2 separate regions of the Homo sapiens genome follow, and region 2 is linked to region 1. A link is an interaction called in ENCODE POLR2A ChIA-PET data of the cell type or tissue named here. Cell type or tissue: GM12878. All regions are shown on one strand. Each heading gives the region's core, and the rest is flanking DNA. Links, peaks and the distances in the headings are about the cores only. Region 1 overlaps R3HDM1 (R3H domain containing 1). Region 2 overlaps MAP3K19 (mitogen-activated protein kinase kinase kinase 19).

Region 1 (4,399 bases), core at 73-4,072:
ACCCTTGTAACACTGTTGTTGGGAATGTAAAATGGTGTAGCTGCTATAGAAAACAGTACAGAAGTTCCTAAAAAAAATAAAAATAGAACTATCATTTGATCCAGCAATTCCAAATACTTCTAGATATTTATGCAGAAGAATTGAAATCAGTATCTCGAAGAGAGATTTACATCTCCATATTCATTGCAGCATTATTCACAATAGCCAAGATGTGGAAACAACCTAAATGTCAATTGGTGGATGAGTGGATAAAGAAAATGTGGTATGGCTCATTCCTGTGATCCCAACACTTTTTGAGGCCAAGGCATGAGGATGGCTCGAGCCCAGGAGTTTGAGACCAGCCTGAGCAACACAGGGAGACCCCATTTCTACAAAAAATTTAAAAAGTAGCTGGGTATAGTGACAAATACCTGTGAAGCTAGTCTACTCAGGAAACTGAGTTGTGGGAAGATAACTTGAACCTGGGAGGTCAAGGCTATAGTGAGCCATGATTACGCCACTGTATTCCAGCTTAGGCGACAGAGCCAGACCCTCTCTGAAAGAAAAAAAGGTTATATATGTACTGTAATGGAACATTATTTAGCCTTTAAAGATGGAAATCCTGCCATATGTAACAATGTTGATGAACCTTGAGGACATTATGTTGAGTAAAATAAGCCAGTCACAGGACAAATACTGCCTTATTCCACAGTATGACCTCTAAAATAGTCAAACTTGGCTGGGCGCAGTGGCTCATACCTGTAATCCCAGCACTTTGGGAGGCCAAGGCAGGTGGATCACCTGAGGTCAGGAGTGTACACCAGCCTGGCCAACATGGTGAAACTTCATCTCTACTGAAAATACAAAAAACTAGCCGGGCATGGTGGTGCCGGTAGTCTCAGCTACTCAGGAGGCTGAGGCACAAGAAGCACTTGAACCTGGGAGGCAGAGGTTGCAGTGAGCCGAGATAGTGCCACTGCATTCTAGCCTAGGCAACAGGGCAAAATTCTGTCTCAAAAATACAGAAAATAAAATAGTCAAACTTGTAGAAGCAGAGAGTAGAATGGTCATTGCCAGGGGCTGCAGGGAGGGGGAAGTGGAGAGTTACTCTTCAGTGGATATAACATTTCTTTTATGCAAGATGAATGAACTCTGGAAATCTGCTATACTACATTTTGCCTATAGTCATATTGTGTTGTACACTTGAAATTTTATTAAAAGGGTAGCTCTCGTGTTTAAAACAAACAAAAAAAGAAAAACAGTTATGGTGTCTTTGAAGGATTTGTGACATCCATTTTAATAGTTCACATGTCTTTAGCACTTAACCTGTTTCTGAGCTCTGTTCCAGATCATTGTAATGAGTGAATACTTCTCCAAAAAGCAAGTATGAAAGCTTGAAGAAATCATAGAGAATCATTAGTTTATCCTTAAAGCAACAAATATTTTTATTTTGGCTCTTACTCCCAATTAGACTAAATGTAGTAAGATGTGAATTTTTTTAGTGTGACTTTTTTCCTGATTAATATGTTTTCTGTGTAACATGAATCTACGTCATTGTTCTTTTCTGGCTCGTCAAACCAATACCTTTTCAATGACACTACCTTTTTGGGTTTAAGAAAAGTTATCTTTTTGTTTACCTCACTGAATTTGAAGTCTACATTTTTACAAGAACACTCAGCTGAGAAATGAAAAATAAATCACATTAATTTTCAGAGTTACATAAAGAAAAATATGTGTAGCAGATTCTCAGTATTTGTAGACTTTGTATTTGCAAATCTGCCTATTTGCTGAAATTATTTGTAACCCCTAAATTGATACTTATTGTACTTTCTTTTTCATTCGTGGACACGTTCAGTGTGGCAAAAAAGTTTGAATCATCAGGCAAGCACATTCCCATCTGAGGTCAAACAAGGCACATGCTGCCTCCCTGTTTCAGTTCTTCTATTATAAACAATTGTCCTTTTCAGTCTATTTAGTGCCACGTTGTTCACACTTTTTGGGTTTTTGTTTGAAATGGCTCCCAAACAATGCTGATTTTCTGTCTTGTGTTACTAAGCACAAGAAAGCTCTGCTGTGTGTTCAAGCATGAGTTGGTACTGGCCATCAGTTCAGTGTTAACGAATCAACAATACAGTACATCCAGAAAAAGAGGAAATTCACAGATGTGTATGTGAGGCCACTCTAGAAAGTCCTAAAATAACATCCGAAATAGATGACAAAGTTATGAAAAAGATGGAAAGGCAGCTGGATTGGTGGATTCATAAGATGATGAATGAGTTTATCTTCCTGTTTTGGGGGATTTTTTTTTTCCTTTCTCTTGGCTTCTCAATATGATAACCAAGTTTTTAAAAAACCATAGTGGACAGCATTGTTGTGAAACTGAAAGCCAAAGAAATTCATGATCATGTTACCCAGGGTCAGGAAAATGGTAAACACTCCTCAAATAGTGTTTTGTTATCAAGAAATACTGCGAAGGGCCAAGGACGGTGGCTCATGGCTGTGATCCCAGCACTTTGGGAGGCCGAGGCGGGTGATCACTTGAGACCAAGAGTTGGGGACCAGCCTGGCCAACATGGTGAAACACCATCTCTACTAAAAATACAAAAATTAGCCAGGTGTGGTGGCGGGCACCTGTAATCCCAGCTACTCAAGAGGCTGAGGTAGGAGAAACACTTGAACCCAGGAGGCAGAGGTTGCTGTGAGCCGAGATGGCACCACTGCGCTCCATCCTGGATGACAGAGCGAGACTCCTTCTCAAAAAGAAATACTGCAGAGTTTTTACATTTCTAGAATCTCATTTGTCTTCACAGTGTCCTTCTAAAAAGGATAAGAATATGTATTTGTTTTTATTTTACATGTAGACACTATGAAATTTCAACCCTATATATCTTCATTTAATTGGTCTGGCCCTGATCTTAAGCCTGAGCAACATTATTTTTTGATGCCCTCCAGGTGATTCTAGTGGGAGCCAAGAATTGAAACCCTCTGGCCTACACTAACCAGCCCTTTAGTCTGGTTTTTATTCATGCCTTCAGCTGTCCACAAGTAGCTATAGCCCAGTAAAACTTTACACATTAGCAGAGAAGTCATGATGTCTATCACTGTTTATTAGTAGATTTTCATCTGAAATCCAGTATCCTGACATAAAACTATAAATTACTACATATCAACAAGTTTATAAATTTCTAGATCTTAGATGGAAAGTGTATCTTAAACTCTAGGTTACAGGGTCTTGATCCATACAGTCTTACTATGTTTTAGATGCTAAATGGACTCTAGTAGCCTTCATTTTATTACAAGATTATAAGGAATAAGATTCCTATAAGAACACAAAGTGAGTCTTTGTTTTGAAAAATGTCTTACTTAGCTTGGGTTGCTTAGCAAAATTGTTTTCTTACAGAGGTTCCTTGTGTAGAAAGGTAGAATTTGAATTATTATGTCTACTTTCAGCTCATCCTTTCAGTTCACTGAGGCAACTTTGTGTTTGGATTGGATTGTGTTGTTACTTATCATTATGAAGATTGAGCACAGCCTGATACAAGTCAACATATACTGTCACTTTAAGCGAGCAAAGTACTAGTCAGGGACACTAATTTTACAACAACTCATGAGATTTTTCTCAGTCCTTAGTGTGGAGAGAAAATTAGTTTGATACCAGCAGCCTTCAAAAGTGGGCAAGTGAGTTGGATATCTTCAAAATGCTCTCATTTTTACCGGTTCTTCTCCTATTTTCCCTTTCATTTTCACTATTTTTATCTTGAAATTCAAAACGATAATACCTTTGTCTTTGATCTATATTCTCAAAGGGGTAGCATACAGACAGGAACTTGAAAAGACTATAGCCTTTTTTTAAGAACCTTTAAAAAATGTTTCACAGAATCTTTATGAAATTATGAAAAAGAAAACCTACTTTTAAGTCTTTTTCCCTTTTTTCTGTCCACAGTCTGTTTTTCCTCATTTTTGTATCCTAGTATTTCTCTAGTGTCCCTTTTGTCCTACTTGTGATACCTCTCTTGTATTCATTTTATTTCTCCTAAGCTTCTAGTTTGACATTTTCAGTTTTTTGTTTGCCTCAGCTATCCTTTGAAATAATTGTTGATAATAAGTCTGTCGATCTGAACTATATCTTTTGGTAAAGTTTTACTTCTCTCGTTATTAAAAATGAAGTTACTAACAGCTTAGAGAAATAAAATGTAATAAATAAAATTTTGATTTTGCAAGATAAGTTCAAGAGATGTGCTGTACAAGACTTTGTCTACAGATAAATATTGTATTATACACTTAAAACTCTGTGAGGATAGATCTTGTGTTAAGTGTTTTTACACCAATAAGAATATGTTTTAAACTGAGCAAACCAATATACCCTACAGCATATCTGCACTGATAACCTATGTATGATTTTGTAGCACTAACAGAATAG
Region 2 (4,377 bases), core at 378-4,377, 670 kb before region 1:
CTCAAATACCTGATAACCCTTGGCTATCTTGGCTCTTCATATTAAGGAAGATAAAATATGACTCTAAAAATATGACTAGAAGTTCTCTATGTATATTGCTATTTACCTGTTGGTGGGCTTCGCTGGGTTAATCTGGTGAAATGCTTGTGTTTCAGGGAACTTAAAAATGTCAGTATCGGTAGGTTTATTTTCTGGGGTTATTAAATCTCCAGAAAAGAATCTTCCAGTCTTTTGGCTTAGTAGTATAAACGGGCTGCTGGCCATATGGGAGCTAGGTGGGGAAGGAGGATGGATGCAATCTCTCTGTCAATATTCAGACTTAAGCCTGCAGGTTGAGACCTGATTCCCATCTTTCACTTTGTATGTTGTTACTAAGTCCAGAATTCCTCCAGCTCAAATAATCCTCCACCAAATCTTCCTGCCTTCTGTGAGGGTGGGGAAGGAGTAGTGATGTAGTTACACAGAGTGGAAGTAGAATGTTGGGGATCTCTCTGCTCCTTATATACATTTTCAACCAAACCCTCCTGTTTTTCAACCTCATGCTAACTCCCAACGTCTGCAGTACCTGGTGCCTCTAATTCCTGGGCTTTTCCATGGTTCTTTGCAGTACATCATCTTGATTCTCATTAATATCCTTTCTCTGGAAATTAGGTTTTACCATTCTCCATGCTGCAAAATCATTTCTCACTTCTCTATCCACTTTCTGACATTTTATATTGTGACTTGGGTTTAGCAATGTATCCTACCATGTTTCACTAAATCTAAGATGTCCTTGATTAAAAGCTACACTGTTGTTTTATGTACCACTAAAAATGACAAAACGGTACCAATTTGACAGTGACAATTTTAAGATGTCTGACTTCAAAGAGGTTAAAATGCAAAGTACACATCTTAGAATTGATAGTAGTTTAGGCCGGGTACGGTGGCTCATGCCTGTAATCCCAGCACTCTGGGAGGCCGAGGCAGGCAGATCACCTCAGGTCGAGAGTTCAAGACCAGCCTGACCAACATAGAGAAACCCCGTCTCTACTAAAAATACAAAATTAGCCGGGCATGGTGGCCCATGCCTGTAATCCCAGCTACTCCAGAGGCTGAGTTAGGACAATCACTTGAACCCGGGCAGCGGAGGTTGTGGTGAGCCGAGATCGAGCCATTCCACTCCAGCAGCCTTGGCAACAACAGCAAAAAAAAAAAAAAAAAAAAAAAGAATTGATAGTAGTTTAATTGAAGAAAGAAGCTCAACATATATATTTTTTTAAGGGATTGGGCCTCTTGTTGGCCAGGCTGGAGCATAGTGGCATGGTCTTGGCTCACTGAGGCCTCAATTTCCTGGGCTCAAGCAATTATCCTGCCTCAGCCTCCTGAGTAGCTAGGACTACAGGTATACACCACCATGCCCAGCTAATTTTTAAAAGTTCTTGTAGAGACAGCTCTTGCTATGTTGTTCAAGCTGGTTTCAAACTCTTGCCCCCACAAAGTGATCCTACTGTCTTGGCTTCCCAAAGTGCTGGGAGTACAGGCATAAGCCACTGCACCTGGACCAGATCTTTTTTCTTTTTCTTTTTCTTTCTTTCTTTTTTTACAAAGATGTGAAAGTAAATCAGTGGAGGAAGTATGGTCTTTTCAACAAATGATAGAGGAACAACAGGCAAAAATACGTACCTCGACCTAAACCTTGTACTTTGTAAAAATTAACTCAAATTCCGCTGGGCGTGGCGGCTCACACTTATAACCCCAACACTTTGGGAAACCAAGGCAGGCAGATCACCTGAGCTCAGGAATGCGAGACTAGCCTGGCCAACATGGTGAAACCCCATCTCTACTAAAAATACAAAAATTAGCCAGGCGTGGTGGTGGGCACCTTTAATCCCAGCTACTCAGGAGGCAGAGACGGGAAAATTGCTTGGGAGGCAGAGGTTGCAGTGAGCAGAGATCGTGCCACTGCACTCCAGCCTGGGTGACAGAAGTGAGACTCCATCTCAAAAAAAAAGAAAAAAAAAAGCTCTAATTGGATTATGACTCTAAATGTAAAATGTGAAACTATAAATCTTTTAGAAGACAGCATAGGATAAAATTGTGTCCTGGGCTTCGGTGAACAATTCCTAGTCACAAAAATCATGATCCATAAAGAAAAAAATGGATGTTGTTTTTTATCAAAATTTAAAACTTCTTTTTAATAAAACATTAAAAGGATGAAAAAAAGTCAAATTATTTTCTTGACTAGGAGAAAATATTTTATGAAGCATATACCTAGAATATATAAAGGCTTCTCTAAACCTATCAGTTAGAAAGCAAATAATCCAATTAGAAAATGGCAATGGTGGCTCATGCCTGTAATCCCACTACTTTAGGAGGCCGAGGCAGGAGGATTGCTTGAGGCTAGGAGTTCAAAAAATTTTTTAAATTAGCTGGGTGTGGTGGCATGTGCCTGCAGTCCCAGCTAGTCAGGAGGCTGAGGTAGGAGGATTGCTTGAGCCTGGGAGATTGAGGCTCCAGTGAGCCATGTTTATGCCAGGGCACTTCGGCCTGGGCAACAGAATGAGACCCAATCTCAAAATAAATAAAAAATTTTTTGGACTTTTTTTTTTAACCAATAAAATATAGAGTAGTAGGATCTTTATTTGGGATATGTTAATTTTTATAAACATTCAAAAGGTACAAATGAGTAAACAGTGCAAATTGCATCTCCAGTTCTCTCTCTGTAGGCAATCACTGTTGCCAGTTTGTTGTACATCTTGGGTCTCATTCCACGGTTTTCTATGGGCTGCAATGCTTGTTACTAATACTGTTACTGTACTATAGGGGACTTTTTGTAAAGTCATTCATCATAGACAGAATGATAACCAGGGCCACGAGGAGGCACCTCCTTTTTGGTACCCTGTGATGGGTTTGATATGATCAGATTAATGATCTCCTTTTCTTTTCCTTTTTTTTTTGAAATGGAGTTTCGCTCTTATTGCCCAGGCTGGAGTGCAATGGCACAATCTTGGCTCACTGCAACCTCTGCCTCCCTGGTTCAAGCGATCCTCCTGCCTCAGCCTCCTGAGTAGCTGGGATTACAGGTGCCCACCACCAAGCCTGGCTAATTTTTTGTATTTTTAGTAGAGATGGGCTTTCACCGTGTTGGCCAGGTTGGTCTTGAACTCCTGACCTCAGGCGATCCACCTGCCTTGGCCTCCCAAAGTGCTGGGATTACTGGCGTGAGCCACCGTGCCTGTCTCTTTCTTTTTTAAAAAATTGAGACAGGGTCTTGCTCTGTCACCCAGGCTAGAGTTCACTGGTGCAATCATAGCTCACTGAGGCCTGAAACTCCTGGGCTCAAGTGATTCTTCCACCTCAGCCTCCCAAGTAGCTGCGACTACAGGCGTGTGCCATCATGACCAGCTAATTTTTTTTATTTTTAGTAGAGATGAGGTCTCTTTTTGTTACCCATGCCAGTCCAGAACTCCTGGCCTCAACAGATCTTCAGCCTCACAAACTGCTGGAATTACAGGTGTGATATGATTTGGCTCTGTGTTCCCCAGCAAATCTAATCTTGAATTGTAATCCCCACATGTCAAGGGAGGGACTTTGTAGAAGGTGATTGGATCATGGGGGCGGTTTCCCCCATACTGTTCTTGTGATAGTGGGGGAGTTCTCACAAGATCTGATGGTTTTAAAAGTGGCAGTTTCCCCTGCACTCTCTCTGTCTCTCCTACCACCTTGTGAAGATGTGCCTGCTTCCCCTTTGCCTCCCACCATGATTGTAAGTTTCCTGGGGCCTCCCCAGCCATGTGGAACTCTGAGTCAATTAAACCTCTTTTGTTTATAAATTACCCAGTCTCAGGTAGTATCTATAGCAGTGTGAAATGGACTAATACAAGGTGTGGACCACCACGGCTAGCCTAGACTTCCTTTTCAATATTAATGTACATAAAAAGGAAGGTACATTTGATTATTTAGTATGGATTCAGCTGAAACAATATTCTGTGGTACTGGAGACACATAGACACACACACACAGGCACGCTCACCCAGAGTAAAGAACTGAATATTTGTGTCCCACCAAAATTTATATGTTGAAATCTTAACTACCAATGTGATGGCAAGTAGGAGGTAGGGCCTTTGGGAGGTAGATTATGAAAGTAGAGTCCTCATGATGGGATTAGTGCCTCTTATAAAAGGGACCCCAGAGCACTAGCTAGCTCTCTGTCCATCAAGTGAGCATATGAGAGGTTGGCAATCTGCAGTCCAGAAGACAGCCCTCACCAGACTCAAACCTGCTGGCACCCTGATCTCAGACTTCCAGGACTGTAAGAAATAAATTTCTGTTTATAAGCTACCCAATCTATGGTACTTTGTTATAGCAGCCAGAACTGACTAAGACACACACACATAC

Evidence for each region. ChIA-PET counts read pairs that join two places held together with the same protein. Peaks named below come from ENCODE experiments on the same cell type or tissue, not always from the same donor. Only the 100,000 strongest peaks of a DNase experiment are listed, where the experiment ranks them.
Region 2: POLR2A ChIA-PET joins it to region 1 with 8 read pairs; 3 of 35 experiments call an interaction of 5 or more read pairs at or near these places.

What each region holds. Positions count from the first base shown.
Region 1 is chr2:135,686,201-135,690,599 of GRCh38, forward strand. The region is part of intron 21 of R3HDM1 (R3H domain containing 1); the gene reads left to right. Among named protein-coding and RNA genes, the nearest start is that of MIR128-1, 23 kb to the left of the region's middle. In GM12878, for the core only: no CTCF peak of the experiment used is centred there; a DNase peak (open chromatin) is centred at 1,960; H3K4me3 peaks cover 775 bases; H3K27ac peaks cover 2,372 bases.
Region 2 is chr2:135,017,099-135,021,475 of GRCh38, forward strand. All of the region lies in intron 5 of MAP3K19 (mitogen-activated protein kinase kinase kinase 19), which reads right to left. Among named protein-coding and RNA genes, the nearest start is that of MAP3K19, 28 kb to the right of the region's middle. In GM12878, for the core only: no CTCF peak of the experiment used is centred there; no DNase peak of the experiment used is centred there.